2 separate regions of the Homo sapiens genome follow, and region 1 is linked to region 2. Evidence: chromatin loops called from intact Hi-C (ENCODE). Cell type or tissue: transverse colon. All regions are shown on one strand. Links, peaks and the distances in the headings refer to the core of each region. The heading gives the core; the rest is flanking DNA.

What was found. A loop is a pair of places that touch in the nucleus more often than their neighbours do. Peaks named below come from ENCODE experiments on the same cell type or tissue, not always from the same donor. Only the 100,000 strongest peaks of a DNase experiment are listed, where the experiment ranks them.
Region 1: a loop joins it to region 2, with 5 times the contacts of the local background. A loop is called at or near these places in 80 of 110 quality-filtered maps.

The regions. Positions count from the first base shown.
Region 1 is chr19:17,756,912-17,772,588 of GRCh38, reverse strand. It overlaps FCHO1 (FCH and mu domain containing endocytic adaptor 1), which reads right to left. Exons shown (of 29, transcript NM_015122.3): 5 at 9,736-9,827; 6 at 8,140-8,214; 7 at 5,779-5,920; 8 at 2,012-2,164; 9 at 1,693-1,797; 10 at 34-132. Among named protein-coding and RNA genes, the nearest start is that of FCHO1, 13 kb to the right of the region's middle. RefSeq lists an enhancer at 5,834-6,371 and a silencer at 13,862-14,062. In transverse colon, for the core only: a CTCF peak has its summit at 5,755; DNase peaks (open chromatin) are centred at 5,858, 7,278 and 9,902; H3K27ac peaks cover 1,854 bases.
Region 2 is chr19:17,696,460-17,712,136 of GRCh38, reverse strand. No RefSeq gene overlaps it. Among named protein-coding and RNA genes, the nearest start is that of MAP1S, 15 kb to the left of the region's middle. RefSeq lists a silencer at 10,551-10,778. In transverse colon, for the core only: a CTCF peak has its summit at 8,075 (motif pointing left); a DNase peak (open chromatin) is centred at 8,100; H3K27me3 peaks cover 2,954 bases.

The DNA of each region.
Region 1 (15,677 bases), core at 2,632-10,631, 62 kb before region 2:
CCCAGCCTCATTCCTCACACCTGCCCAACTCACCTGCCCAATCTGCACGTGCGTGTCCTCCACCGAGTGAGCATATGAGCCCAGCAGTGCCTTCATGTGCCTCAGGTGTGTCTCCTCCATGGCTTGGAAGCGCTGAAGCAGGAGGGCAGAGGCAGGTGGAAAGGAGGTCAGGGCCAAGAAGAAGTGGCCATATGACTCAGCCTGACCAATCAGAATACCCTAAGCCCTTGGCTCAGTGATTGATTTGGGGAAGGGCCAATGAGAGTCTGCCCTAGGACTTTCATTGACTCTACAGGAAAAGGCACTTCCATTCCTGAGCCAATGTGCTGATGGGATGTAAGTGGGGGTTGCTGGTGCCCAGTTTGATGCACACATGTGCATGCTTGCACACACATGCACACACACACACACACAAGGGGATGTCTGTGTGGGAGTGATGTCCCCAGAGAGAAAAACAGACTTAAGAAGCAGAAATAGTGGTCAGCTGTGGTGTATCATGCCTGTAATCCCAGCACTTTGGGAGGCCAAGGCAGGTGGATCATCTGAGGTCAGGAATTCAAGACCAGTCTGGGCAACATGGTGAAACCGTTTCTACTAAAAATACAAAAATTAGCTGGGTGTGGTGGCACGTGCCTGTAATCCCAACTACTAGGGAGGCTGAGGCAGGAGAATCACTTGAGCCCAGGAGGCGGAGGTTGCAGTGAGCTGAGATCACGCCACTGCACTCCAGCCTGAGTGACAGAGAGATCCCATCTCAAAAAAATAAAAGAAGCAGAAATTCACAATTTCCTGCCAGCACTATTTGAGCACATGGATTCAGCTATGACTGAAACCTCCACAACTCAAAAATAAAACTTTACAGTTCCCTGAGCTTGTCAGTTTTTTTAAATTTTATTTTTTATTTTATTTTTTATTTTTTTGAGACAGAGTCTCGCTCTGTCGCCCAGGCTGGAGTGCAGTGGCGCAATCTCGGCTCACTGCAAGCTCCGCCTCCTGGGTTCTCGCCATTCTCCGGCCTCAGCCTCCTGAGCAGCTGGGACTACAGGCACCCACCACCACGCCCGGCTAATTTTTTTGTATTTTTAGTAGAGAGGGGGTTTCACCGTGTTAGCCAGGATAGTCTCGATCTCCTGACCTCGTGATCCACCTGCCTCGGCCTCCCAAAGTGCTGGGATTACAGGCATGAGCCACCGCGCCCAGCCTTTTTCTTTTCTTTTCTTTTTTTTTTTTATATACACCTGTCGGTTTGAATGAAGGCTTCTATCACTTGTAACTTGAAAAAAGTTCTGATTCCTAATCCTCAGATTCCAATCTGCTTGAATTTATTTTATTTTTTCGAGACAGGGTTCCACTCTATCACCTAACCTGGAGTACAATGGCTCGATCTTGGCTCACTGCAACCTCCGCCTTCTGGTTCAAGTGATTCTCCCGCCTCAGCCTCCTGAGTAGCTGGGATTACAGGCACCTGCCACTACGCCCGGCTAATTTTGTATTTTTAGTAGAGACAGGCTTTCGCCATGTTGGCCAGGCTGGTCTCAAACTCCTGACCTCAGGTGATCCTCCCGCCTCGGCCTCCCAAAGTGCTGGGATTACAGGTGTGAGCCACCACACCCTGCCTGGGATTTCTGCAGTCCATAACCTCCAGGGCAAAGGCATGTGTGGGTCTTAAAGGTACAGATGCCTGGTTCTTACCAGGGCTGAGTCCAGCATCTTCTGCTCAAAGTCAGCTCGGGCTGAGTTGTATTTTTCCACTGAGCGCCGCAGGCTCTCTGCCGCCTTCTTGGTTTTAGTCTCCGCCTACAAAGCACAGGGAGGAAACGGGGATGGGAGGGCGATACTCAGGGGGCCTCCCCCAGGCCCCATCACCTGGCAGGTGAACTCCTCGGGGTACCCAGGGTGTGATCACCCACAGGTTCCAGGACCGTCGCTCTGGGATGTGTTTCCACTCTCTGATCAGGCAGCCCCTCCGCCCCGCGGCAAATTCCTCAGAACCCCCCCACTGTGAGCCCACCTTGTCCATCTCCTTCTGGCTGGTACTCTCCCTCCGCAGCCGCTCCTGGTCCATGCAACGGTTCAGGTAGTTCTCGCGGGACTTGGGCAGGAGCTGGCTGACGCCCGAGAGTACCTGCACAGCATCCAAGGTGCTCACCACTTCCTCCTTGCACTGCGGGGTAGGAGGGGATTTCATGGGTAGACTGTGAAATTCCTGACCTCCCAAACACTCCACGTGATGTCAGCTCCACAGTCTTTTTCTATGTGTGTGTGTGTGTTTTGGTTTGGTTTTTTTTAGACAGAGTTTCGCTCTTGTTGTCCAGGCTGGAGTGCAGTGGCACGATCTCGACTCACTGCAATCTCTGCCTCCCGGTTTCAAGCAATTCTCCTGCCTCAGCCTCCCAAGTAGCTGAGATTACAGGTGCTCACCATCACACCCAGATAATTTTTTGTATTTTTAGTGGAGACGGGGTTTCACCATGTTGGCCAGGCTGGTCTCTAACTCCTGACCTCAGGTGATCTGCCCACCTTGGCCTCCCAAAGTGCTGGCATTACAGGTGTGAGCCACCACGCCCGGCCTCTGTGTGTGTGTTTTAATAGCAATGGGGTCTTGCTATGTTGCCCAGGCTGGTCTCAAACTCCTACACTCAAGCAATCCACCTGCCTCAGCCTCCCAAAGTGTTGGGATTACAGGTGTGAGCCACTACGCCCGGCCTGTACGTTTTTCATTTCAAAACATTTTTAACTTTAAAAAAAAGTACTATTTACACATGGTTCATATTTCAGAAAGTTGTAAGAGGTAAGCCAGGAAAAAGCCTCCCATATATGGGCCCTCCAGCCTAGAAGTCCCCAATTATTACTGTGATACTTCTCTAGAAATAATCCGCATATGGATAAAGATGCTTGTTCTAACCCAAGTTTTATGACAAACAGTGGCAGACTGTGTTGCTTAACTCACCGTTTTGTGTGTGTGTGTGTGTGTGTGTGTGTGTGTGTGTGTGTGTGTGTGTGTGTGTTTGAGACGAAGTCTCGCTGTGTCACCCAGGCTGGAGTGCAGTGGCGCGATCTTGGCTCACTGCAAGCTCCGCCTCCCGGGTTCACGCCATTCTCCTGCCTCAGCCTCCTGAGTAGCTGAGACTACAGGCGCCGCCACCACGCCCGGCTAATTTTTCTTTTGTATTTTTAGTAGAGACGGGGTTTCACCGTGTTAGTCAGGATGGTCTCGATCTCCTGACCTCGTGATCTGCCTGCCTCGGACTCCCAAAGTGCTGGGATTACAGGCTTGAGCCACCGTGCCAGGCCTTTTTTTTTTTTTTTTTTTTGAGGCGGAGTCTTGCTCTTTCACCCAGGCTGGAGTGCAGTGGCACAATCTCAGCTCCCTGCAACCTCCGCCTCCCGGGTTTAAGCGATTCTCCTGCCTCAGCCTCCCAAGTAGCTGGGATTACAAGCATGCACCACCATGCCCGGCTAATTTTGTATTTTTAGTAGAGACAGGGTTTCACCATTTTGGCCAGGCTGGTCTTGAACTCCCGACTTCAGGTGATCTGCCCGCCTCAGCCTCCCAAAGTGCTGGGATTACAGACATAAGTCACTGTGCCCAGCTTTTTTTTTTAAGAGATGGGGTCTCACTGTGTTGCCCAAACTGGTCTCTAACTCTTAGGCTCAAGCAATTCTCACACCTCAGCTCAGCCTCCCAAGTAGCTGGGACTACAGGCATGCACACCACGCCTGGCCTGCTTTTACCACTTAAAAATTCACTCCTGGCCAGGCACAGTGACCCATGCCTGTAATGCCAACATTTTGGAAGGCTGAGGCAGATATGTTAGATGTTTGACCAGCCTGGGCAACACAGCAGGACCCCTTCTCTCTCTCCTTTTTTTTTTTTTTGCCTTGTTTTGTTTTTGAGACAGAGTCTCACTCTGTTGCCCGGGCTGGAGTGGTGTGTCGCGATCTCAACTGACTGCAACCTCCACCTCCCAGGCTCAAGTCATTCTCCTGTCTCAGCCTCCTGAGTAGCTGGGATTACAGGTGTGTGTGCCACCACGTCTGGCTAATTTTTGTGTTTTTAGTATAGACAGGGTTTCACCATGTTGGCCAGGCTGGTCTGGAACTCCTGACTTCAAGTGATATGCCTGCCTCAACTTCCCAAAGTGCTGGGATTACAGGCATGAGCCATCGCTCCTGGCTAGCAAGATCCCTTCTATACAAAAAATTTAAAAATCAGCAAAGCCAGGCGCGGTGGCTCACACCTGTAATCCCAACACTTTGGAAGGCTGAGGCGGGCAGATCACCTGAGGTCAGGAATTCAAGACCAGCCTGGCCAACATGGTGAAACACTGTCTCTACTAAAAATACAAAAAATTAGCCAGGCGTGCACCAGCACACCTGTAATCCCAACTACCTGGGAGGCTGAGGCAGGAGAATTGCTTGAACCCAAGAGATGGAGATTGCAGTGAGCTGAGATTGTGCACACTGCACTCCAGCCTGGGCAACAGAGCAAGTCTCCATCTCAAAAAAACAAAACAAAACAAAACAAAAACAAAGTATTACCAACCCCCTTTTTAAACAAGACATAAAAACATGCAGATTTTGGAACTCTGTAAAGACAATGCATCTATGATTCTACAATTATAAGCTTTGGATATTGTGGAATTCTAAGAGTCTAAGATGGTTCTTCTGATTCTAGGTTTATAAGAGTGTAAAAATAGTAAATATGAATATCTGTAACTTCCAATGCTTTAGAACAGCTGTTGGCAAATGTTTTCTGTAAAGGGACAGATAGCAAATGTGTTTGGCTTGATACAAACACTTGAATCTGTCGCTGCAGTGCCAAACAGCCACAGATGACAGGCACATCAATGGGCATGGCTCTGTGCCAATAAAACTTTATTTACTGGCACTGATATGTGACTGTCATACAATTTTCACATGTGGTGAAATTTTATTTTTCTTTAGATTTTTTTCTAACCCTTTAATAATGTAAAAACCAGTGATAACCCATCTCTCTCTCTTGTTTTTTTTTTTTTTTTTTTTAGACAGTCTTTCTCTGTTGCCTAGGCTGGAGTGCAGTGGCATGATCATGGCTCACTGCAGCCTCGACCTCCCATGCTCAAGTGATCCTCCCACCTCAGCCTCCTGAGTAGCTGGGACTACCGGCATGTGCCATCATGCCTGGGTAGTTTTGGGTGTTTTTTTTTTTTTGGTAAAGATGGGGTCTCCCTATGTTGCCCAGGCTGGTCTCAAACTCCTGTAGGATCCTGGGCTCCAGCCATCCTCCTGCCTCAGCCTCCCAAAGTGCTGGGATTATAGGCATGAGTCACTACGCCAGGCCCAAACATTTTTTAAAAATTAGCCAGGCATGGTGGCGTGCAACGTAGTCCCAGCTATTCTGTGGGGGCTGAGGCAGGAGGTTCGCTTGAGCCCAAGTGTTTGAGGCTGCAGGGAGCTCTGATCACGCCACTGCATGTGGGTGACAGAGTGAGACCCTGTCTCTTAAAAACAAACAAGCAGAAAAAAAAAAAACCCTTCTTAGCTGTACAAACATTGGTGGGGGGTGGGCGGGATTTGGCCCGTGGGCCACAGTGTGCTAACTCCTGGTCTGGAATTTTGCAAGTTTGAAATTCAACAACGCTCAGGTCCGTAAGACCCTGGGCTTGACGTTGTGGAATTAACGGAATTCTCGGAGGCGGACATCCGCAGGTTATAAAGCCCCAGAAGATCTGGGGTCCTGTGAGCTGCCGGTGTTCCACACCCACCCAGCCGCTGGGCGGCGCCCACGACACACACCTTCTTGTGGGTCTTGAGCTGTTCCTCGCCGTAGCGGAGAACGTCCTTGATGAGATCCTGTAACTTCCGTGTCAGTTCCAGGTGGCACAGCGCCAGCTTGTCCGAGGAGACGCGGAAGACCTCCCAGAGCGGGGCGAAGGTCCTGGGGGCGGGCAAGGTCACACCCAGGGTTCATCAGGCTCACCCCACCCCGGGACAGCGCTGGCACTGGCTCAGGTATGTGCTGCACGCTGAGCCCTGCTAAACATGAATGAATACTAATTCATATAATCTCCATGGCAGCTGTAAGAGGCGGGCCTGTGACAGATGGGGAAACTGAGGCATAGGGAGCTCTATAGCTCCTCCCAAGGCCCCTCAACAAATCAACATTAGAGCTGGAATTTAAACGCAGGCCCTGGTAATCCCAGCACTTTGGGAGACCGAGTCGAGCAGGTCACTTGAGGTCAGGAGTTCCAGACCAGCCTGAGCAACATGGTGAAACCCCCGTCTGTACTTAAAATACAAAAATTAGCTGGGTGTGGCAGAAGAATCGCTTGAACCCGGGAGGTGGAGCTTGCAGCGAGCCGAGATCACACCACTGCACTCCAGCCTGGGTGACACAGCGAGACTCCATCTCAAAAAAAAAAAAAAAAATGGTTCACGCCTGTAATCCCAGCACTTTGGGAGGCTGAGGTGGGCAGATCACAAGGTCAGGAGATTGAGAGAGCATCCTGGCTAACATGGTGAAACCCCGTCTCTACTAAAAATACAAAAAATTAGCCGGGCGTGGTGGTGGGCACCTGTAGTCCCAGCTACTCGGGAGGCTGAGGCAGGAGAATGGCGTGAACCCAGGAGGCGGAGCTTGCAGTGAGCCAAGATCGCGCCACTGCACTCCAGCCTGGGCGACAGAGTGAGACTCTGTCTCAAAAAAAAAAAAAAAAAAAAAAAAGAGTGACTAAGACACCACATGCCCCAATCGAGTCAATTTGGCCTGCCCCACTCAGCAGAAGCCCCATCCAGCCTCCCTCCACCTTCTCCTCCTGCTGCCTCCACTTCTGCCTGCCCCACAGAACTTTTGCCTCATAGCAGCCACAAAGAAAACTGCAAATGCCATCGGGGGACCACATTATGTGTTTTGTTTTTATTTTTGTTTTTTTTTGAGGCATGGTCTGGCTCTGTCACCCAGGCTGAAGTGCAGTGGTACAATCATGGCTCACTGCAGCCTCCATCACCTGGGTTCAAGCCATCCTCCTGCCTCAGCCTCCTAAATAGCTGGGACTGCAGGCACATGCCACCATGCCCGGCTAATTTTTGCATTTTTAGTAGAGACAGGGGTTTCTCCATGTTGCCCAGGCTGGTCTCGAACTTTTGGCCTCAAGTGATCCTCCCACCTCAGCTTCCCAAAATGCTGGGATTAAAGGCTTGAGCCACCGCGCCCGGGCACAAGGTTCATGCAAAGTCATTTGTGTGTCAGGCCCCTGAGGCCTCACCCTGCCATCTCCCCTCCTACTTCCTTTCCACGTTGCCCAAGCCCTGCAGCCAGGCCAGCCTCCTCACTCTTCCGTAAACATGCCACGCCTGTCAACTCAGGGCCTTCGCACTGGCTGAGCCACTTGCCCGGGTCTCTGTCCCTCAGACATCCCCATGGCCTGCCCCTTTCTATTAAGGTCTCAGTTCAGGGAGGTCGGGCCCACCCCAGAGAAAGTGCCCGATCTCTCACACTCCTATCTCATTCCCTTCCCAGCACTTTTTTTTTTTTTTTTTTCAAAACAGAGTTTTCGCTCTTATTGCCCAGGCTGGAGTGCAGTGGCACAATCTCGGCTCACTGCAACCTCCGCCTCCTGGGTTCAAGCGATTCTCCTGACTCAGCCTCCTGAGTAGCTGGGATTACAGGCACCCGCCACCACACTCGACTAATTTTGTATTTTTAGTAGAGAGGAGTTTCACCATGTTGCCCAGGCTGGTCTTGAACTCCTGACCTCCGGTGATCCGCCCACTTCAGCCTCCCAAAGTGCTGGGAGTACAGGCATGAGCCACCGCACCTGGCCCCCTTCCCAGCACTTTTCACCTCAGAAAAAAAATGTTTTTGTTTGTATTTAACATCTCTCTTCTCACACAGCCCAGATGTACATTGCATGAAGGTGGCTGGGGTTTTATCTGTCTGGGTTGCTGCTGGTGCTTGGCACACAGAAGGCACTCAAAAAATATTTGTGGAATGAATGAATGAGCTAGTGTGTGAATGAATGATATACATCCCTCTATCCAAATAGCCCCATAATCGAGGTGGATGACACTCTATTCTACATGCACCGAGTGTGAAGAGATGTCCACCAAGGAGGAGGCTCCCAATGTCCCCATGTTGGTGACCCCTACCCCACTCACCCCATGGGGGTCCCGTTGCTGGCCAGCTTGGAGAGTTTCGCCATCGCCTTCGAGTAGGTCTCCTCGATGGTGGCCCTGGGGAGGAGAATGAGGTAAAGATGGAGAAACTGCCCGGGCGCAGTGGTTCACGCCTGTAATCCCAGCACTCTGGGAGGCCGAGGCGGACGGATCACCTGAGGTTAGGAGTTCAAGACCAGCCTGGCCAACTTGGTGAAACCCTGTCTCTACTAAAAATACAAAAATTAGCCAGGTGTGGTGGTGCATGCCTGTAATTCCCAGCTACTGGGGAAGTTGAGGCATGAAAATCGCTTGAACCTAGGAGGTGGAGGTTGCGGTGAGCTGAGATCGTGCCACTGCACTCCAGCTTGGGTGACAAAGCAAGACTCCATCGCAAAAAAAAAAAAAGATGAAGAAGCTTTCAGACACCCTTGAGAGAGGCACTGCTCCTCTGGGCCTCAGTTTCCCCATCTCAAACACCTTAGCAGTGGCTTTCCATAATGGGGGGATGACACAACACTCTGAGGGATGTTTTGAAAATTCATAGAAGATTTTTTCTTACGTAATATATTTTATTAACAACAGTAGTAGGCTGGGCATGGTGACTCATGCCTGTAATCCCAGCACTTTGGGAGGCCGAGGCAGGAGGATCACTGGAACCCAGGGGTTCGAGACCACCCTGGGCAATATAATGAGACTCCTTCTCTACAAAAAAAATTTTTTTTAACTTAGATAGGTGTGGTGGTGCATGCCTGTAGTCCCAGCTACTCAGGATCCTGAGGTGGGAGGATCGCTTGGGCCCGGTAGGTCGAGGCTGCAGTGAGCTATGATCAGATCACCCTGGGCAACAAAGTGAGACTCTGTCTCCAAAAAGAAAAAAAAAAAAAAAGGCAGAGTGCAGTGGCTTACATCTGTAATTCCACCACTTTTGGAGGCTGAGGCGGGCGGATCGCCTGAGGTCAGGAGTTTGAGACCCGCCTGGCCAACATAGTGAAACCTCGTCTCTACTAAAAATAAAAAAATTAGCCAGACGTGGTGGCAGGCACCTGTAGTCTCAGCTACTTGGGAGGCTGAGGCAGGAGAATTGCTGGAACCCGGGAGGCAGAGGTTACAGTGAGCCGAGACTGCACCATTGCACTCTAGCCTGGGCAACAAGAGCAAAACTCTGTTTAAAAAAAAAAAAAAAAAAAAAAGCCAGATGTGGTGGTACATGCCTATAGTCCCAGCTACTCGGGAGCTGAGGTAGGAGGATCTCTTGAACTCAGGAGTTCGAGGCTGCAGTGAGCTATGATTGGGTCACTGCACTCTAGCCTGGGCAACAAAGCAAGATCTTGTCTCCAAAAAAAAAAATTCCAACCTTGAGTAGGTTATATCATCCTCTTTTGAGGAGGGGAGCTTTCGAAATCAGGTGATTGTTGTTTAAAAGGAGATATGGGCCTGACCGGGTTGAGAATCGGTCATTTCCAGGATTTTCGAGCCCCTCTGGTTCCTGGAATCCCCAGGGTTCTAGCCCCTGACCATGCAGGGCGTAGCCATTAGGTGGGCGTGACTACAGGATGGTGGGCGTGGCCTCTGGTGGATGGGGCTTGGGGACCTCACCTCTCCCGGATGAAGTCCGCCAGCTCCTTGGTGGAGATGGGCCCCTGCTTCACGCTGTGGTACAGGACCTCAAAGCCATGATTTTTCTCGCCCTGCAGGGGATGGGAATAGAGATTGAGAAAGGATGGAGAGAACATCATAGTTGCTTAGCAACGGGGGCGTGGCCAAGGAGCAGAAGTCCATCCCCTTGGCTGTAGGGACTTGTTCGGGCCTGAGCGAATCAGCTTGCTGCATTTCCCCTGGGCCATAGGGATTGTCTATGGACCTTAAATTTGTCCAATCAGAGAGAAGCCTGGGATTTTCTTTTTGTCCTATAGTTGCTGGGGAGGAATCTCATTTGTTCTGTGTCTTTGTCTCCTTCTGTCTTTGTGTCTCTGTCTTTCTCTCCGTTTTTCTGAGTCTCTCTGCCGTTTCTGTCTCAGTCTCCTCCCCTTTTCTCTTTGTGTCTTTCCATAAATGAGGAATTATGTGGCCACAGGGGATACTGGAAGTCAAATGGAAACCGTGAACCTTAGAAAGAAGCTGAACCAGAGGGCTTTTATATTTAAAAAAAAAAAAAAGTGTGTTGAGCTGGGCACGGTGGCTCACGCCCGTAATCCCAACACTTTGAGAAGCCAAGGTGGGTGGTTCACTTGAGGTCAGGAGTTCGAGACCAGCCTGGCCAACATGGCAAAACTCCGTCTCTACTAAAAATACAAAAATTAGCCAGGCGTGGTGGCGCGTGCCTGTAATCCCAGCTACTTGGGAGACTGAGGCAGGAGGATTGCTTGAGCCCAGGAGGCAGAGGTTGCAGTGAGCTGAGATCCTACCACTGCACTCCAGCCTGGGTATCAGAGCAAGACTGTCTCAAAATAAATGAATGAATGAATGAATGAATGAATGAAATAAAAATAAAAATAAATTGGAGTGGGTCACGCCTGTAATCCTAGCACCTTGGGAGGCTGAGGCGGGCGGACCATGAGGTCAGGAGTTTGGGATCAGCCTGGCCAGCATGGAGAAACCCTGTCTCTACTAAAAATACAAAAATTAGCCAGGCATGGTGGCGCACCCCTGTAATCCCAGCTACTTGGGAGGCCGAGGCAGGAGAATTGCTTGAACGTGGGAGGCAGAGGTTGCAGTGAGCCGAGATCACGCCATTGCACTCCAGCTCTGGGCAACAGAGGAAGACTCCGTCTCAGGGCGGGGGGGAAGTGTGTGTGTATATATATATATATATATATGTATATACATGAAAAGAAGTCAAATTGTCTCTCTTTGCAACATGAACTTATGTATAGGAAGGCCTAAACACACCACCAAAAAACTCCTAGAACTGATAAACAAATTCAGTTAAATTGCAAAATACAAATATCAACATGAAAATCAGTAGCGTTTCTATACACCATTAATAAAATATAGCTGAAAAGAAATCAAGAAAGTGATCCCATTTATACTAGCTACAAAAAAAAAAAAGTGTGTTAAATTGAGTTGCTGGATCAAACCAACCCTGAAAGCCACATTCCCCCATAATCATTTGATCTTATAAGCCAATACAGTCCCCGTTGCTTAAGTCACTGTAGTTGTGTTTTCTGTTCTTGTCAACATGGAAATTCCGCCTATGAGAACCCAAATTAGGGTCCAGGTTTGAGTTCTCTCCCAGGACCCACCAAAGCCCAGCACAGAATGAGAGACAGAAAGGGCATTTGAGTTCGTTGAATAAATAAACAAATGATTCTGCTGTTACCTGTTAGTGCCACTGGGAACTGAGTATTTCTACCCTGGTGCCTGCGAATGCCTTCACAAAATCTCTTTACTCCAATTTCTGGGGTTGTCATGGTGGGGGAGGCCAGGGCTGCACTGTGTGACCCAGGCAAGTCACTGCCCCCTCTGAGCTTTTAGGAGCTCCTCATTAAGATGGGGCAGGGAGGTTAGGCGCGGTGGCTCACCCCTGTAATCCCAGCACTTTGGGAGGCTGAGGCAGGCAGATCACTTGAGGTCTTGAGTTCGAGACCAGCCTGGCCAAAATGGTGAAACCCCGTGTTTACTAAAAATGCAAAATTAGCCAAGCATGGTGGCAGGTGCCTGTAATCCCAGCTACTCAGGAAGCTGAGGCAGGAGAATCACTTGAACCCGGGAGGCGGAGGTTACAATGAGCCAAAATCATGTCACTACACTACAGCCTGGGAGACATCTGCCTCTTACATGGAGATGATACAAGCAGCAAGATAATCCATGTCAATGCTCCCCAAAGCCCCAAAGGCCACTCTAGTTTTTGCTAATTCGTAACATTAGTTATTAATAGTTAGCATTTGTTTTAAATTTGCTTATGCTTCTTCCCCAAAGACATTTATGTTAAAGGGCAACTTTTTCTGCCACTCTCAATGGAAAATTGGGACCCTCTGCCGCATGAAAGGAGTAGGAAAAAATGAGGCAACAACTATATCTTAACGCCGGCCAGATTCTGTCACCTGGGAAGGGCATCATGCCTGAACACTACTAAGCTGTCCATTAAAAATGGTAATCAGGCCGGGCGCGGTGCCTCACACCTGTAGTCCCAGCACTTTGGGAAGCCGAGGCAGGCAGATTATCTGAGGTCAGGAGTTCGAGACCAGACTGGCCAACATGGTGAAACCCCGTCTCTACTAAAAATACAAAAATTAGCCAGGCGTGGTGGCACATGCCTATAACCCCAGCTATTCGGAGGCTGAGGCAGGAGAATCGCTTGAACCCGGGAGGCAGAGGTTGTAGTGAGCTGAGATCGTGCCATTGCACTCCAGCCTGGGTGACATAGCAAGACTCTGTCCCCCAATGCAAAAAAAAAAAAAAAGATGGCAAAACAGGAGACACAACATATTTCAGGATGAGGCAGGAATGCCTCAAATCATGGCTAATATTTAATGCTGATGTAGAGGTGTTGGCAAATGCAGTAAGGTAAGAAAAATAATTGAGACCAGATTATATGACCATCTACAGAAAACAAAAAATAATAAACAATATGAATAGAACTGAGGAAAAGGCTAAAAGCAAGACCAATATAGATTAAACATGAGGATTTTTTTTTTAACAGGCGTGTGCCACCACACCTGGCTGATTTTTGTATTTTTAGTATAGACAGGGTTTCACCATGTTGGTCAAGCTGGTCTTGAACTCCTGACCTCAACTGATCTGCCTGCCTCGGCCTCCCAAAGTGCTGGGATTACAGGCGTGAACCACCACGCCCGGCCTCATACACACCTTCTGATCCCGCTTCTCTCCACCCCTTGGAGACCTGGTCCTCTGCGCCCGCTGTTGGAATTGGACACCTTTAGATTTGGACTTAAAACTCACCATTACAACTTTAAAATCAATGACTAGATGGGTGTGGTGTCTCATGCGTGTAATCCCAGCACTTCAGGAGGCTGAGGCGGGCAAATCACTCGAGGTCAAGAGTTCAAGACCAGACTGGCCAACATGGTGAAACCCCGTCTCTACTAAAGATACAAAAATTAGCCAGACGTGGCAGTGGGCGCCTGTAGTCCCAAGTACTCGGGAGGCTGAGGCGGGAGAATTGCTTGAAGCAGGGAGGCAGAGGTTGCAGTGAGCTGAGATCCCGCCACTGCACTCCAGCCTGGCTGACAGAGCAAGACTCTGTCTCAAAAAAAAAAAAAAGGTAATCAGCTGGGGTCTGAGGGAACTGGGGACATTTTAGCACCAAATCAGGTCTTATAATAACACTGGAAGAGAAGGCTTGTGGAGGGATCTGATGCCATTTAAGTCCCAACACACATCAGTGAAGCCATCCCTCTGGCAGCATTTGGCGGGTTTTCCATAAATGGTAGTTTCCTGTGCCCTCCTCCAACCTACCAGGTTCACCCTCCCAGGTACCCGGAAGCTTGAATGTTATACATATTTTTCTATGTTTGAGACAGGGTCTCGCTCTGTCTCCCCAGCTGGAGTGCAGCGGCACAATCATGGCTCACTGCAGCCTCAAATTCCTGGGCTCAAGAGATCCTCCCACCCCAGCCTCCCAAGTAGCTGGAACCACAGCCATGTGACACCAGGCCTGGCTAGTTTTTTTTATTTTTAGTAGAGATACGGCCTTACTATGTTACCAAGGTTGGTCTCGAACTCCTGGACTCAAGCAATCCTCCCATCTCAGCCTCCCAAAGTGCTGAGATTACAGGCGTGAGTCACCACACTTGGCCAGAAGCCTGAAGGTTAAAGCCAGAAGTCACTGCTAGGTAACGTTTCCTGCTGCACCAATGGAGACACCGAAGCCAAGACTGGGGCAGACCCAGGTCAGCCTCAAGCCCAAATCTCCCAATGGTCACACTTCATTCTAGAATCATCAATGGGTCCCTATTGCCCACCAGATGCTGAAGTCCAAGTCCATGGCCTGGAATTGCTGCTCCAGCCTCATCTCCTAGCTTCTTCCTAGCCTCACCCACAAAACAGCAAATAGCAAAGACAGGCAGTGCCTTTCCACCACCACATTTTGTCCAGGCTATTCCCGCCATCAGCTCTCCAGCTTGCATCTCCTTCCACCCATCCACATCCTTCCACTTCCCAAGGATCATTGCCACCTGCTCTAGAAACTTCCCTAACCCTGCTCAACCCCCTCCCCCACTTCACTGTTGCTCCCTCCAGCTCGCCAGGAATACGTTTTCTCTTTTTTTTTTTTGAGACGGAGTCTCACTCTGTCACCCAGGTTGGAGTGCAGTGATGCGATCTTGGCTCACTGCAAGCTCTGTCTCCTGGGTTCACGCCATTCTCCTGCCTCAGCCTCCTCAATAGCTGGGACTACAGGTGCCCGCCACCATACCCGGCTAATTTTTTGTATTTTTAGTAGAGACGGGGTTTCACTGTGTTAGCCAGGATGGTCTCGATCTCCTGACCTTGTGATCCGCCTGCCTCGGCCTCCCAAATGCTGGGATTACAGGTGTGAGCCACCGCACCCGGCTTTTTTTTTTTTTTTTTTTTGAGACAGGGTCTTGCTCTGTCGCCCAGGCTGGAGTCCAGTGGTATGATCTTGGCTCACTGAAACCTCTGCCTCCCAGGCTCAAGCGATCCTCCCACCTCAGCCTCCCAAGTAGCTGGGACCACAGGTGCGCGCCACCACACCCAGCTAATTTTTTGTATTTTTAGTAGAGACGGGGTCTTGCTATGTTGCCCAGGCTGGTCTCAAAGTCCTGGGCTCAGGCGATCCGCCATCTCAGCTTCTCAAAGTGTTTGGATTACAGACGTGAGCTACCACGCTCCACCTATATTTTCTCTTCTTGTGTTTGGAATTATATTTTCAAAGTTCAAGTGTCCAATCTCCTTATACGTACAGGGTCACTTTGGGTTGGTGACTTCGTCTCTCTGGCCTCAGTTTCCTTCCTTGTGTGACAAATGGGGACAACAACAGCACCCAACTCCCAAGGGTCTTGCTGGGATGAGGCTGGCACAGTGCTGGCCCCAGGAGATCCTCGGGTGAGGCTGCACCAGGCACCACCGCCCAGAGCAGCATCTGGGTCTGACTCAGAGCCAACTGCTGGCCCGTTTCCCAGACCTGGCAAACCCCCAGCAGCGTCTGCCTCTCTTGGACTGGGCTGGCAGCCGAGGGTCCTAGGAGGGGCTGTCTCAGGTCTGTCTCTCCCACCAGAACTTCTAGACTTCAGACTTGGCCTCTGTGCCAGCCAAAATGTGGTCTTTTTTTTTTTTTTTTTTTTTTAGACGGAGTCTCACTCCATCACCCAGGCTGGAGTGCAGTGGCGCGATCTCACTGCGACTTCCACCTCCCGGGTTCAAGCAATTCTCCTGCCTTAGCCTCTCGAGTAGCTGGGACTACAGGCTCATGCTACTATGCCCGGCTAATTTTTGTATTTTTAGTAGAGATGGGGTCTTGCCATGTTGGCCAGGCTGGTCTCCAATTCCTGACCTCAGGTGATCCGCCTCCCTCGGCCTCCCAAAGTGCTGGGATTACAGGCATGAGCCACTGCGCC
Region 2 (15,677 bases), core at 4,246-12,245:
AACATGGGGCAAAAAAGGTTCAATGTGCAGAGACAGAGTGGGGAAACCCTGCAAGGCCTGTCTGTCTAGATTCTTCTTGGCTTCTCTGAGCAGCGTTCTTTCCTTCTGGGTATAGGGCAAAACCCTCTCTGGAATGGGGATCTTATGGCGTACAGTCAAACAAGGTAGGTTAGATCATTTCTCTTTTTTTTTTTTTTTTTTTTGTGACAGAGTCTCACTCTTGTCTCCCGGGCTGGAGTGCAGTGGTGTGATCTCGGCTCACTGCAACCTCTGCCTCCCAGATTCAAGTGATTCTCCTGCCTCAGCCTCCCAATTAGCTGGGATTACAGGCGCATGCCACTGTGCCCAGGTAATTTTTTTTTGTATTTTTAGTAGAGATGGGGTTTCACCATGTTGGTCAGGCTGGTCTCGAACTCCTGACCTAAAATGATCCATCTGCCTCTGCCTCCCAAAGTGCTGGAATTACAGGCGTGAGCCATGCGCCCGGCCAATTTCTTTATGGCCAGTTTTTACACAGAAGGGCAGAGGGCAAGTTAGTCATATTTTTAGGGCTTATGGCTGGCTTTGGGGAAAAGGAGTTCTGGTTTCTCTGTCCTACTTTGGGGAAAATAATTCTAGTTTCTGTGGTAACCCTGGCGGAGGGGAAGGGTCCTCGGAGACAGCGAAGAAGGTCAGAGAAAATCTGGTGTTTCTGAGACCTTCATTTTAGGGGTTTGTTTTCTGAGCCTCAACAAGGTGTTGACAATTGTGGATAAAGTTGTTGTTTTGATTGCCAGGCGTGGGGGCTCACGCCTGTAATCTCAGCACTTTGGGAGGCCGAGGCAGGAGGATTGCTGGAGGCCAGAAGTTCGAGAACAGATTGGGCAACATAATGAGATCCTGTGTCTCAAAAAATCTTTAAAGAAAAAAGCTGTTTTAAGCCTTTTTATACGTATCTTTTGGTGAATATACCCCCTGTCTCTCCGGTGAGTACCCAGGGTTGGAATGGCTGGATAACAAATATCTAGGCTGTTTCCTACCAACATTTCAGTTGTCAGATTTTTTTTTTTTTTTTTGGAGACGGAGTCTTGCTCTGTTGCCCAGACTGGAGGGCAGTGGCGTGATCTCAGCTCACTGCAAGCTCCGCCTTCCGGGTTCACGCCATTCTCCTGCCTCAGCCTCCCAAGTAGCTGGGATTACAGGCGCCCGCCACCATGCCCAGCTATTTTTTTTTTTTTTTTTTGTATTTTCAGTAAAGACGGGGTTTCACCATGTTAGCCAGGATGGTGTCGATCTCCTGACCTCGTGATCGGCCCGCTTTGGCCTCCCAAAGTGCTGGGATTACAGGCATGAGCCACCACGCCTGGCCTTTTTGTTTTTTTCTTTTAGACAGGGTCTCACTTTGTCACCCAGGCTGGAGTGCAGTGGCATCATCTCAGGTCACTGCAGCCTCTTCCTCCAGGTTCAAGCAATCCTCTCACTTCAGCCTCTCAAGTAGCTGGAACTATAGGTGCACGCCACCACACCTGGCTAATTTTCATATTTTTAGTAGAGAGGGAGTTTCGCCATGTTGCCTAGGCTCATCTTGAACTCCTGAGCTCAAGCGATTCACCTGCCTCGGCTTCCCAAAGGGCTAGGATTACAGGTGTAAGCCACTACACCGGGTCTAGATTTTTTTTTTTTTTTTTTTGAGACGGAGTCTCACCCTGTTGCTCAGGCTGGAGTGCGGTGGCATGATCTCGGCTCACTACAATCTCCACATCCCAGGTTCAAGCGATTCTCCCACCTCAGCCTCCCGAGTAACTGAGATTACAGGTGCCCACCACCATGCCCAGTGAATTTTTGTATTATAAGTAGAGATGGGGTTTACCATGTTGGCCAGGCTGGTCTCGAACTCCTGACCTCATGTGATTGGCCCACCTCGGCCTCCCAAAGCACTGGGATTACAGGTGTGAGCCACCACACCCAGACACGTTTTTTTTATTTTTATAAGAGGCAAGGCCTCACTCTTGCCCAGGCTGGAGTCCAGGAGCATGATCATGGCTCACTGCATCCTTGATCTCCTGGGTTCAAGTGATCCTCCTGCCTCTGCCTCCTGAATAGCTGGGACTACAGGTGCATGGCAACGTGCCCAGCTAATTTGAAAAAAAAAATTTTCTTTTTTTGGTAGAGACAGGGTCTCACTATGTTGCCCAGGTTGGTCTGAAACTCCTGGGCTCAAGCAATCCTCCCACCTTGGCCTCCCAAAGCACTAGGATTACAGGCATGAGCCACTGTACCAAGCTCAGGTTGTTAGATTTTTAATAGCCACCTTTCTTGTCTCCTTGCCTCGTCCTCAGGCCAACCCTATGTATCAGCATTCACTAAGCACTTGTGTTGACAACATTCCTGTTCTGGGTGCTGATGCTAGTGGTGGGGCGATTCACCTGTGGGGTGGCAGGGGGAGGACAGAGCTGCTGGTTCTGGGTGAAATTCACTCCTGCTCTGGGATGCCAGGGAGCCTGACGTCCCTTTAGTCACAAGATTTGTGTGTTAGTTTATCTTCACAACCACCTGGGGCATGGGCTTCGAGTAAACACATGTAGTTGCCTGGAAAGTGAGGGTCAGAGACATCAAGGGACAGATTCAGTGACCTGTGCAATGACTGGGATGTGAACCCAGGGGAACTGACTGTAGGCCCTGCAAGAGATCCATCCATTCATTCATTCATTCAATAAACACTCCCTGACAACTTTCCTGTGCTGGGTGATGCTGGCATACCCAAGCGGTCTCAGTCCTGGTGCCCAAGGAGACATCTGTCTGGAGGAAGATCAGCTGGACACAGATGTCCCCCATCTCTGTGATGTCAGGGCTGGGATAGAGGGTGAAGCCAGGAGCTGGGAAAGTGGGGACTATGTCTGGGGAGACAGGGAACTTATCCTGAAAAACGAGACTTTGCAACTGGGGTTTCGAGGAGTGTGTGGGAGTTTGCCAGTCAGATGATGCATTCATTTACTCAACAATCCCCCTCCCCACTACCACCAGCCAAACCCTCTGTGCTACTCTCACTCCAGCCTGGCCTCAAGGATCCTCCAGGCTCAGGGAGACAGAACCAGATACAGACTCTCCAGGTGATCATGAATGGGCTGGAAGAAGGGGTGAAAGCAGGAGGTGCCCTGGGTAGAGGAACTGGGGGCTCTGAAGGGGACCACAGGGGGTCTCTTGGGAGAAGAGAGTGTGGTTGCAATTGATTCTCACAGAGTGGAAGTTGATGGTGAATATATATTATATATTTATACATAATGTAATATATTATATGTTATATATGTAATATGTATTATATGTTATATAATATATATTATATAGTATATATTTTATATGTTATATAATATATATTATATAGTATATATTTTATATATTATATATACACTATATATTATATATTTATATACTATATACTATATATTATATATTTATATATTATATATACTATATACTATATATTATATATTTATATATTATATATACTATATACTATATATTATATATACGTATATTATATATTGTATATATAATATATACAATATATAGTATATATAATTTATATAGTATATATTTTATATACTGTATAAAATATATACTATAGTATATATAGTATATAAAATATATACTATAGTATATATACTATATAAAATATATACTATAGTATATATAGTATATAAAATATATACTGTAGTGTATATAGTATATAGTATATATACTATATATAGTATATATGATATATATAGTATATATACTATATATAGTATATATGATATATATAGTATATATACTATATCGTATATACTATATATAATATATAATATAGTATATATACTATATATTGTATATTATATATATTATATATATAAATATAATTTTTCTTTGAGATGGAGTCTCGCACTGTCACCCGGGCTGGAGTGCAGTGGCATGATCTCGGCTCACTGCAACCTCTGCCTCCCAGGTTCAAGCAATTCTCCTGCCTCAGCCTCTCAAATAGCTGGGATTACAGGAGCCCACCACCACACTCAGCTGATTTTTTGTATTTTTAGTAGAGATGGAGTTTCACTATGTTGGCCAGGCTGGTCTCAAACCCCTGACCTTGTGATCCACTGCCTCAGCCTCCTAAAGTGCCAGGGCTACAGGTGTGAGCCACCGGGCCCGGCTGAATATTTTTGTTTTGAAATATATGGCTTGGGCTGGGTGTGGTGGCTCACTCCTGTAATCCCAGCACTTTGGGAGGTTGAGGCAGGCAGATCACTTGAGGTCAGGAGTTCGAGACCAATCTGGCCACCATGAGAAACGCTGTCTCTACTAAAAATACAAAAATCAGCCAGGTGTGGTGGTGCGCACCTGTAGTCTCAACTACTTGGGAGGCTGAGGCATGAGAATTGCTTGAACCCCGGAGGTGGAGGTTGCAGTGACCCGAGATCACAGCACTGCACTCCACTCTGGGCGACAGAGTGAAACCATGTTCCCGCCACCATCCTCAGGGCTGGCTATGGGGGGCAAATGGGGAAAGAGGTGGCCAACTGGACAGGCTGGAACTGTGATAAGACTGACTTAGGTCCCTGGGGCTGTGGGGGACTATGAAATGGTGCAGTGAGCCAACATCAAGCACATACTGTGGGCCGTCCTCAGGGATGATGTACATGTCCCTTCCCTCCTCTATTCCACACACATGTATTGAGCACTCACTGTGTGTTAGACTCTGTGCCAAGCCAGCAGCGGGTGTCCCAGCCCTGCCTTCAGGATTTCCTAGCTCCTAACTGCTAGCTCAGTGCTCCTCAATCTTTGAGACCAGATTAATTCATTAATTATTCCATTTGACATACGTTTCTTGAGTACCTACTATGTGAGGCAATGGAGAGACAAAGCTATCTGAGACCCAGTCCTGGCTTCTAAGAAGCTTATAGCCTGCTTGGGAGGCAAATAAGAAAACTAATGTGATGAGAGCAGCTGACCTCCTCCACTCACTTTTGGGAGTCAGGGAAGGCTTCCTGGAGGAGGGGCCATCTTAGCAGAGAAGGGGGGATAAAGCAGTTTATCCCGGAGAAGAGGGGAAAAGGTATCTCTGGCTGTGGGAACAGCGTGTGCAAAGGCCTGCGGGGGAGATGTGTGGGAAAAATTCCAGGGAGGCTGTAGGCCAGAGGATGGGAGAGGTGATGGGAAGCTGAAATGGCCAATCAGCAAGCAAGAACGGCCTTGTAGGCGGAGCTTTTGATGTGCGCCTTCTCATTGGTCGCCAGCCGTGGTCCAGGCAGCGGCAGTCACAGGGGCGTGGTCAGGGGCTGTGCTGCATCCCAGCCACGTGGTCCAGATCCCGAGCTGGATGCGACCTACCAAAGTGGCGCGCAGTGTTGTTACCCCGGCGGAGGTGACCAACCTGGGTCCAGACCCAGTTTCCAATTCCTGCTCACGTCTGGGCCCCCAAGCAGCACCATGTGTCGACATCCAGACCCGCAGCAAGTCTAACGGTCACCAACGTCCCCGCACCTCCCTTTCTACTAATGACCCTATTGTAAAACGTGAGGTTGAGGAGTCAAGGGCACAGACACCAAGCTTGGTGGGGTTCAAATCTCAGCTCTGTCTCTCCCCAGAGGTGCGACCTCCCTGGGCCTTGGTTTCGCCATCAATTGAACTGGTAGGGTCGCTGTGGGGATTAAAAGAGTTAAAACAGCCCGAGGGTGTAACCCTGCATATGCTAAGCGCTCACCTGGTATTACTTAATTCTTGTAATTTATCATTTTATTTTGGAAATCTACTGGCTACAAGTAGCTCTCTGGCAGCTGGTAGCAATCTGCCTGAGGTCTTCCTAGGGATAGTGAACCAACCCCGGGGCTGTTTCTAGATGCATTGAATTTAACCCAAATAAAGGTGACATCCTGTGTCTGAATGTAATTAAACATCGATTCATTTGGACTTTGCAGTTCTCTTTTTGCATTTTGGAGCCAAAGTGAACAGGCCTCTGGGTCTCAAGCGTTTTCTTTCTTTCTTTCTCTTTTTCTTTTTTTCTTTCTTTTTTTGGAAACAGAGTCTCGCTCTATCCCCTAGGCTGGAGTGCAGTGGCGTCATCTCGGCTCACTGCAACCTCCGCCTCCCAGGTTCTAGCGATTCTCCTGCCTCAGCCTCCAGAGTAGCTGGGATTGCAGGTACATGTCACCACGCCCAGCTAATTTTTGTATTTTCAGTAGAGATGGAGTTTTGCCATGGTGGCCAGGCTGGTTTCAAATTCCTAACCTCAGGTGAGCTGCCTACCTCAGCCTCCCAAAGTGCTGGGATTACAGGCGTGAGCCACCGGGCCCGGTAAAGCATTTTCATAGGGCCCCAGAGTGCTTTTCAGCTGCGGGCACCAAGGGTCTGAGATAGGCCTGCCTGACAGTCCCCTTATGGTGGTCCTATAGATATGAGAAGTCAAACCCCTGAGTTGGGGTCCAGCAATGTCTCCTACTACCTGGGTGGTTTGGGCAAATGCCTTGGCATCCCTGGTCTATGGTTTTCTCACGGGTCAAAGGAAAGAGAGGCCCCACGGTGAGTGTTCTCTCCCCTCCCTACTTCAACCTCTTAGGTTGGTTGTGAGTCCACGAGGTCTCCAGCCAGTCTAGAGTGGGGAAACAGGACTTGGAGGATCAGAGTGAGTCCGGGTGTAGCCCTGAGCTAGGGCGGGTCTAGGGACATGGCTGGATCCAGTGGCGACAGCGGAGGTACTGGAGGCTGCAGAAGACAAGGTTCGTGCTGGCCCCTTTCCAAGCCAGGCCCAACCAAAAATTCATTTCACATGCTCTTAGGATACTTACATTGGACATAACACCACCTGGCCCTCAGCTCACTCCTTTGTGCCTCAGTTTCCTCATCTGTAAAATGGAAATGATGGTACCCACTTCCAGAGTTGACATATAAGTGAGATACACAGAAAGAGTGTTGAGAGGGAGCCCTTGCTTTTTTTGACTTAAAAAATATATACATATTTAAAGTAGAGGGCCTGGCGTGGTGGCTCACGCTTGTAATCCCGGCACTTTGGGAGGCCGAGGCAGGCAGATCACGAAGTCAGGAGTTCGAGACCAGCCTGGCCAATATGGTGAAACCCCATTTCTACCAAAAATACAAAAATTAGCTGGGCGTAGTGGCAGGCGCCTTAATCCCAGCTACTCGGGAGGCTGAGGCAGGAGAATTACTTGAACCTGGGAGGCAGAGGTTGCAGTGAGCCAAAGGTTGTGCCATTGCACTCCAGCCTGGGTGACAGAGCGAGACTCTGACTCAGAAAATAAATAAATAAATAAAATAAATAAAGTAGAGATGAGGTCTCACTATTGTTGCCCAGGCTGGTCTTGAACTCCTGAGCCCAAGCAATCTTTCCGCATCCCAAAGTGCTAGGATTACAAGTGTGAGCTACCACGTCTGGCCTGACTTTTTCTGGTGGGGGACGGAGTCTCGCTCTGTCCCCCAGGCTGGAGAGCAGTGGCGTGATCTCGGCTCACTGCAACCTCCGTCTCCCAGGTTCAAGTGATTCTCCTGCCTCAGATTCCCGAGTAGCTGGGACTACAGGCGCCACCACACCCGGCTAATTTTTGTAGTTTTAGTAGAGACGGGGTTTCACCATGTTGGCCATGTTGGGCTCGAACTCCTGACCTCAAGTGATCTGCCCGCCTTGGCCTTCCAAAGTGCTGGGATTACAGGCATGAGCCACCATGCCCGTGCCCTACCCACACCCGCCCCCCACCCCCCACCCGGCGCCACCTTAAAAAAAGTTTTAAACTGTCATTTTAGGAGATTTAGGGGAAGGAGAGCCAGTAGAGTGCAGAGGTTAAGGGCCTCAGCTGGGCTTCCTAAATTCAAATCCAAGCTCTGCCACTCCCCTGATGTGTGACGTTGGGTGAGCAACTTAACGTTGTTGTTCTCAGTTTCCCCATCTGCAAACTCTATTATGGGGATTAAATGAGTGCTTGTAGAGTTCTGTTCCATGTCTGGCACACTGCAGGCACATGTCAAATAAGTTAACCTCCGTCAGAGGGTCACAGAGGGTCCCTGGTTCCCCTCTGCTCCCAGCCCTGGGATGGCCTAATGGCTTATGCTGCCCCCAGCTGGCCACTCTGGGAACTTTGGGCTGAGGCCCCCTCTCTGAGTCCGGAACCTCGCCTCCATTGGGTCTGAACCTATTACGTTCCTTTGTCTGCCTTTATTTCCTGCCTCCGTCTCCTCCTCTTGACCAATCCAATCACTTTTGTTTATGATCCATCCAATCCCATCCAACCACTCCAGGCCCATCCAGTCATTTTGCAGCCTAGTGTTATTTCCACCCTACATCCCTGCAGGGCAGGGCCTGGAACTTTCAAAAGATTGATGTTGCCTTTGTCCCATTTAATTCTCTGGGAAACCATTATTATTAATTATTATTATTATTATCTGTTGTCGTTGTTATTGTTGTTGTTTTTGAGACAGAGCCTCACTCTGTTGCCCAGGCTGGAGTACAGTGGCGCGATCTCGGCTCACTGCAGCCTCTGGCTCCTGGGTTCAAGCGATTCCCCTGCCTCAGCCTCCCGAGTAGCTGGGATTACAGGCGCCCGCCACCACGCCCAGCTGATTTTTAAACTTTTAGTAGAGATAGGGTTTCACCATGTTGGCCAGGCTGGTTTTGAACTCCTGACCTCAGGTGATCTGCCCGCCTTGGCCTCCCAAAGTGCTGGGATTACAGACTTGAGCCACCGCACCTGGCAGAAACCATTATTTTTTATCCTCATTTTATAGGCGATAAGCCAAGTTTGCCCTCATCGATTTCTCTGCCCCAGGCAGCCTGACAGCTACAATTAAGTTCAATAAGAGGTCCAATCTCAGAGCCTTTGCACACACCCTGCCCTCGGCCAGGAATGTCCTTCCTCCAATTCCCTGTGCTGAGCGAGATCCTCCTTGCTCGCTGGACCCTTGACCTTGGCAAAGAAGGAGCCGCAGAGAAAAAAGGGCAAGAGAAGATACAGACAGCACCGGCATAATTAAGTGGAGGGATGAGAAGGCTCAAATCAATAGCTTTGGAATTAGCTGAGCTGTTGGCTGGAAGAAAATGGGGCACCAGAGCTTAAAAATTAATTGGATCCGAGTGCTCAATGGTGAACGTTGAAATGCCCCTTTCATCATTATGATTATTATCATCATCATTATTATTATTTTGAGATGGGGTCTCACTCTGTTGCACCCAGGCTGAAGTGCAGTGGCGTGATCTCGGCTCACTGCAGCCTCTGCCTTTGAGGTTCAAGTGATTCTCCTGCTTCAGCCTCCCAAGTAGCTGGGACTGACTACAGGCAGGCGCCACCACGCCTAGCTAATTTTTTTTTGTATTTTTAGTAGAGACGGGGTTTCACCATGTTGACCAGACTGGTCTGCAGCTCCTGACCTCAGGTGATCCGTCCACCTTGGCCTCCCAAAGTGCTGGGATTACAGGCGTGAGCCACCACACCTAACAGAAACGTCCCCTTTCAGATCAGCGCGAGATGGGCAAGGGTGTGGATCCAAACTACGTTCATTGAATGAATGAACGATTACACAGACGTCTGCATTGCAGAAACGGCCTATTCTGAGAGTTACTCCAGACCCACTTCACGTCCCAGCCTTGTCCCCCTCCCCCGCCCCGCTGCCTGCTGCCCCAAACTCTCAGGAACTCAGTCTCCCCATCTATAAATGAGCACTTGACTGTAATCCCAGCACTTTGGGAGGCCGAGGCGGGTGGATCACGAGGTCAGGAGATTGAGACCATCCTAGCCAACACGGTGAAACCCCATCTCTACTAAAATACAAAAAAAAAAAAAAAAAAATTAGCTGGGCATGGTAGTCCCAGCTACTCGGGAGGCTGAGGCAGGGGAATTGCTTGAACCCAGGAGGCAGAGGTTGCAGTGAGCCAAGATTGCGCCACTGCACTCCAGCCTAGTGACAGAGTGATACTCCATCTCAAATAATAAATAAATAAATAAATAAATAAATAAATAAATAGGCACTTGAGAGAAGAAGAGGAGCACCTATGGTAAGCCCAAGGACACTGAATTCCATGTTCCCTGCAGGTAGCATTCCTGCTGACCTGATAACAGGGACTGGCGTTGGGCATGGACAGAGTTGTAAAGGGTGGACCCCTGGGTGTGATGTCTTGGCTTTGATAGTCCTGGAAGAGCAGGGTGTCCCTTGACCTTGTATCTATGCCCTTGCCCCAAATAGCCACACCTCATTGCGTGTTGTCGACTATCCCATTGGTGTCTCCAGCCTGCATCTCCCCAGAGCTCCAGGCCTCAGTATCCAATGGCATTGGATATTTCCACTGAGTGCCTTGCAGGCATTTCACACTCACAAGGCCAAAACCTGGCTCTTAGAATAGTTACTCGCCCTGAGATCTGCCCCTTCTCCATCCTGTTGGTGCCTCCACTATCACACAGTAGCCTGGGTCCTGATTCCTGGATACGCTCTTTATTTTATTTTATTTTATTTTTTTTGAGATGGAGTCTTGCTCTGTTGCCCAGGCTGGAGTGCAGTGGCGCCATCTCGGCTCACTGCAAGCTCCACCTCCCAGGCTCATGCCATTTTCCCACCTCAGCCTCGTGAGTAGCTGGGACTACAGGCGCCCGCCACCATGCCTGGCTAATTGTTTGTATTTTTAGTAGAGACGGGGTTTCACTGTGTTAGCCAGGATGGTCTCGATCTCCTGACCTCGTGATCCACCTGCCTCGGCCTCCCAAAGTGCTGGGATTACAAGCGTGAGCCACCGCGCCCGGCCCTCTTTATTTTATTTTTTTAAGAGACAGGGTCAGCCGAGCGTGGTAGCTCATGCCTGTAATCCTAGCACCTTGGGAGGCTGAGGCAGGCAGATCACTTGAGGTCAAGAGTTCAAAACCAGCCTGGCCAACATGGTGAAAACCTGTCTCTACTAAAAATACAAAAAACTAGTGGGGCGTGGTGGCGGGTGCCTGTAATCCCAGCTACTCAGGAGGCTGAGGTACAAGAATCGCTTGAACCTAGGAGGCGGAGGTTGCAGTGAGCCGAGATTGTGCCACTGCACTCCAGCCTGGGCAACAGAGGGAGACTCTGTCTCAAACAAACAAAACAAAACAAACAAACTAAAAAAGAGACAGAGTCTCACTCTGTCACCTAGACCCAGGCTGGAGTGCAGTAGTGCAGTCATAGCTCACTGCAGCCTCCATCTCCTTGGCTCAGGCAGTCCTCCCACTGCAGCCTCCTGAGTAGCTGGGACTACAGGCACACACCACCATGCCCAGCTCATTTAAAAATTTTTGTAGAGATGGGGTCTCACTCTGTTGCCCAGGCTGATCTCAAAATCCTGGTCTCCCTCAAGGAATCCTCCCGCCTCGGCCTCCCAAAGTGCTGGGATTACAGACATAAGCCACTGCACCTGACCTGGACTCATTCTTGTCCCTTCTCTTTCCTTACCCTGCATGTTCAGTGCATCAGCAGGTCCTGCAGTCTCCGGCTCCAGAATGAAACTGAGCCTCCCTGAGCTCCTAAGGGGCCTGCTGTATCTTGTGTGGATGCTGTCCTGGCTCCCTGCCACCTACACTCCTGCCCCCAGCCATCCTTGCTCCCCTAGGGAGCCCCAGATGGATTCTTAAAATCATAAAGCAGGCCGGGAGCGGTGGCTCACGCCTGTAATCCCAGCACTTTGAGAGGCCAAGATGGGCAGATCACGAGGTCAGGAGATCGAGACCATCCTAGCTAACATATGAAACCCCGTCTCTACTAAAAATACAAAAAAATTTAGCTGGGCGTGGTGGTGGGCACCTATAGTCCCAGCTACTTGGGAGGCTAAGGCAGGAGAATGGCGTGAACCCGGGAGGCAGAGCTTGCAGTGAGCCGAGATCGCGCCACTGCACTCCAGCCTGGGCGACAGAGCGAGACTCCATCTCAAAAAAAAAAAAATCATAAAGCAGATCACGCCCTTCCTCTGCTCAAAGCCCTCCCGTGGCTCCCTATTACCCTCATAGTATAGCCCACACTCTTTCCTGTGATCAGGAGGCCTGGCATAGTCTGTATCCCTGCTGACCTGCCCCCCTCCCCGCCCCCGACTCCATCCCTCCCTCACTCCCTCCACCACGTACTGACTCACTCATGTTTATGGAGTGCCCACAGTGTTCTGATTCCGTTTTCCGTTCAAGGTGGTCACTCCCTGCCAGTGCAGTTGGGGGCATCAGAGAGAGGTCTGGGGGTGGGGAGACACGGGTTAGAACAAGACCTCAGTGGCCACTTAGGCTTGGGCTGGAGTCTCAGCCCTGTCTTGCAGAGCTGAACCCCCATCTCTTCTTCCTTCTCAGTCACTCTCTCTCCATCTCTCTGTCTGTCCATCTCAGAGTAAATTCCAGAGCCTTCTCCATCCCCTGCCCTGAGGCCCTGAATGACCTTCCCCCGCAGTTCCCTTTCTCTCTATTCTTCTTCTTCTTCTTCTTCTTCTTTTTTTTTTTTTTGAAACAGAGTCTCGCTGTTTTGCCCAGGCTGGAGTGCAGTGGCACAATCTCTGTTCACTGCAACTTCTGCCTCCCAGGCTCAAGTGATTCTCCTGCCTCAGCTTCTGGAGTACCTGGGACTACAGGCGTGCACCACCACCCCTGTCTAATTTTTGTAATTTTTTAGTGGAGACGGGGTTTCACCATGTTGGGCAGGCTGCTCTCGAACTCCTGACCTCAGGTTATCTGCCCGCCTTGGCCTCCCAAAGTGCTGGGATTACAGGGGTGAGTCACCATGTCCGGTCCCCTTTCTCTCTTTTCCTCTCTCCCCCTCACTCATTCACACAAGCCTTCTCGGCTTCTCCAACACACCAGGCACAGCCTCACCTCAGGGCCTTTGCACCTGTCCTGTGAATGCCTGTCCCTCATCTCTCTCCCTGCCTGGCTCCACCTCTTTTACATCTTGGCTCTCGTGTTGCCTCCTCCGGGAAGCAGATTCCCCCACCCCTTCCATCCCTCTCTGTCACCAGACCCTTCCCATCGCCTCATAATCGTCCTTGACTTCCTCTGCCTGCTTGTTCATTCCCACTTCCCATGCTAGGGACAATGTCGCCTGGCAGAACCTGGTGACAAGCTTAGTTCCCAGCATCCAGATGGCACCAGCAAACGCTGGCTGAACAAATTGACGTCTCATCGGTATCCGTCTACTCCATGGAGCTTTGCACAGTGCCAGGAACATCAAATGCACCCCGTAAGGACTGGGAATTTATCTGAAGACCAAGCAAGTTTGCCTTGGATTGGGGCTGCTAGAAAAAGCTCTGCCCAGCCGGGTGCGGGTACCTTATGCCTGTAATCCCAGCACTTTGGGAGGCCAAGGTGGGAGGATTGCTGGAGCCCAGGAGTTCAAGAGCAGACTGGGAAACCCGATGAAACCTCATCTCTACAAAAGTACAAAAAATTAGCTGGGGCCGGGCGCGGTGGCTCATGCCTGTAATCCCAGCACTTTGGGAGGCCGAAGGGGGCACATTGCCTGAGGTCAGGACTTTGAGACCAGCCTGGCCAACATGGTGAAACCCCTTCTCTACTAAAAATGCAAAAAAAATTAGCTGGGTGTGGTGGCGTGCGCCTGTAATCCCAGCTACTCGGGAGGCTGAGGCAGGGGAATTGCTTGAACCAGAGAGGTGGAGGTTGCAATGAGCCGAGATTGCGCCATTGCATTCCAGCCCGGGCGACAGAGACTCCATTTCAAAAAAAAAAAAAAAAACTTAGCTGGGCATGGTGGTGTGTACCTGCAGTCCTGGCTACTCAGGAGGCTAAGGTGGGAGGATCACCTGAGCCTGGGGAGGTCGAGGCTGCAGTGAGCCGTGATTGTGCCGCTGCACTCCAGCCTGGGCGACAGAGTGAGACACCATCTCACAAAAAGAAGAAAAAAAGCTCTTACCATTCATTCTCCATTCAAAAGCTGAGCTGGACAGATGCTGTGCCGTGAAACTCTTCTCATCTAAAGCCCAGATGTTTTCATCGCTGCTTTTGGCACCGGGGGTGGGCAGGTTTTGATAAGAGCAGGGTCCCTGGGGAAGCCCTGGAGCTCAGCAAGGCAGGAATGATGTGTCTGCATTTGCTGGCAGTGGTAGCCTCACTCTGCAGGTGGGGGGGTTGTACTTTTCACCAGCCTGTACATTATCTCCCATCACTTCTCTTTCCATTATTTTTCTTTGTGGGTTTCCTAGGGTGGTGGAGAGAAAGCATGAAATTGGAAGCCAAGAGAAGAGAGATGGAAAGACACAGAGAGTCACACAGGGTTTGCAAAGGCTCCAAATGCAGATGCACCTGGAGGGGAATGAAGTTAAGAGGGGGCCACATGGAGGTTGCAGTGAGCCGAGATCTTGTCACTGCACTTCAGTCTGGGTGACAAAGACTGTCTCAAAAATAAGTAAATAAATAAATAAATAAAAGAGGGGGCCGGCCGGGTGTGGAGGCTCACGCCTGTAATCTCAGCACTTTGGGAGGCCAAGGCAGGTGGATCACGTAAGGTCAGGAGTTCGAGACCAGCCTGGCCAAGATGGTGAAACCCCGTCTCTACTAAAAATACAAAATTAGCCAGGTGTGGTGGCTCATGCCTGTAATCCCAGCTACTTGGGAGGCTAAGGCAGGAAAATCGCTTGAACCTGGGAGGCGGAGGTTGCAGGCTGAGATGATGCCACTGCACTCCAGCCTGGATGACAAGAGGAAAACTGTGTCTAAAAAAAAAAAGAGGGGGCCACAGAGAAGAGAGGGCAAGAGAAGACAGAAGCAGCATGGCATAATTAATTGGAGGGAGGAGGAGACAGCTCAAATCAATACCTTTCGAATCAGCCGAGCTATGCTGTTGGTGGGAATGAAATGAGGCACCAGGGCTTAAAAATTAATTGGATCCAAATGATCAATGATGAACGTTGAAACATTCTCTTTCAGAATTGGAACAAGGCAGGAATGCCTGTTAACATGGTGCTGCGCATTTTACTAAAGAAAACAAGAAATGAAAGTTCTGAGGAGTGGAAAGGAGGAATTAAGGGTGTCTTTAGGCCTGGCACGGTGGCTCACGCCTGTAATCTCAGCACTTTGGGAGGCCAAGGCGTTCGAGACCTTGAGGCCAGGAGTTCGAGACCAGCCTGGCCAATGTGACGAAACCCCATCTCTACTAAAAATACAAAAAATAGCTGGGCGTGGTGGCTTGCCTGACCTGGACTCACTCTTGTCCCTTCTCTAATCCCGGCTACTCGGGAGGCTGAGGCAGGGGAATTGCTTGAACCAGGGAGGTGGAGGTTGCAATGAGCCGAGATTGCGCCACTGCACTCCAGCCTGGGGGACAGAGTGAGAATCCATCTCAAAAAAAAAAAATTAGCTGGGCATGGTGGTGTGTACCTGTAGTCCTGGCTACTCAGGAGGCTAAGGTGGGAGGATCACCTGAGCCTGGGGAGGGTAATCCCAGCTATGTGGGAGGCTGAGACACAAGAATTGCTTGAACCCAGGAGGCAGAGGTTGCAGTGAGCCAAGATCGCACCACTGTACTCCAGCCTGGGTGACAGAGCGAGACCCTGCCTCAAAAAAAAAAAAAAAAAGGAAAAAGAAAAAAAAAAGAGTGTCTTTATTTGCAGATAACATCCTCATACGCAATAAACTCCCAAAGAATGTGCACATCTAATTATTGGGTTTACAAAAAGTTGAGAAAGCTTGATAGATGCTGGTCACAGTGGCTTACGACTGTAATCC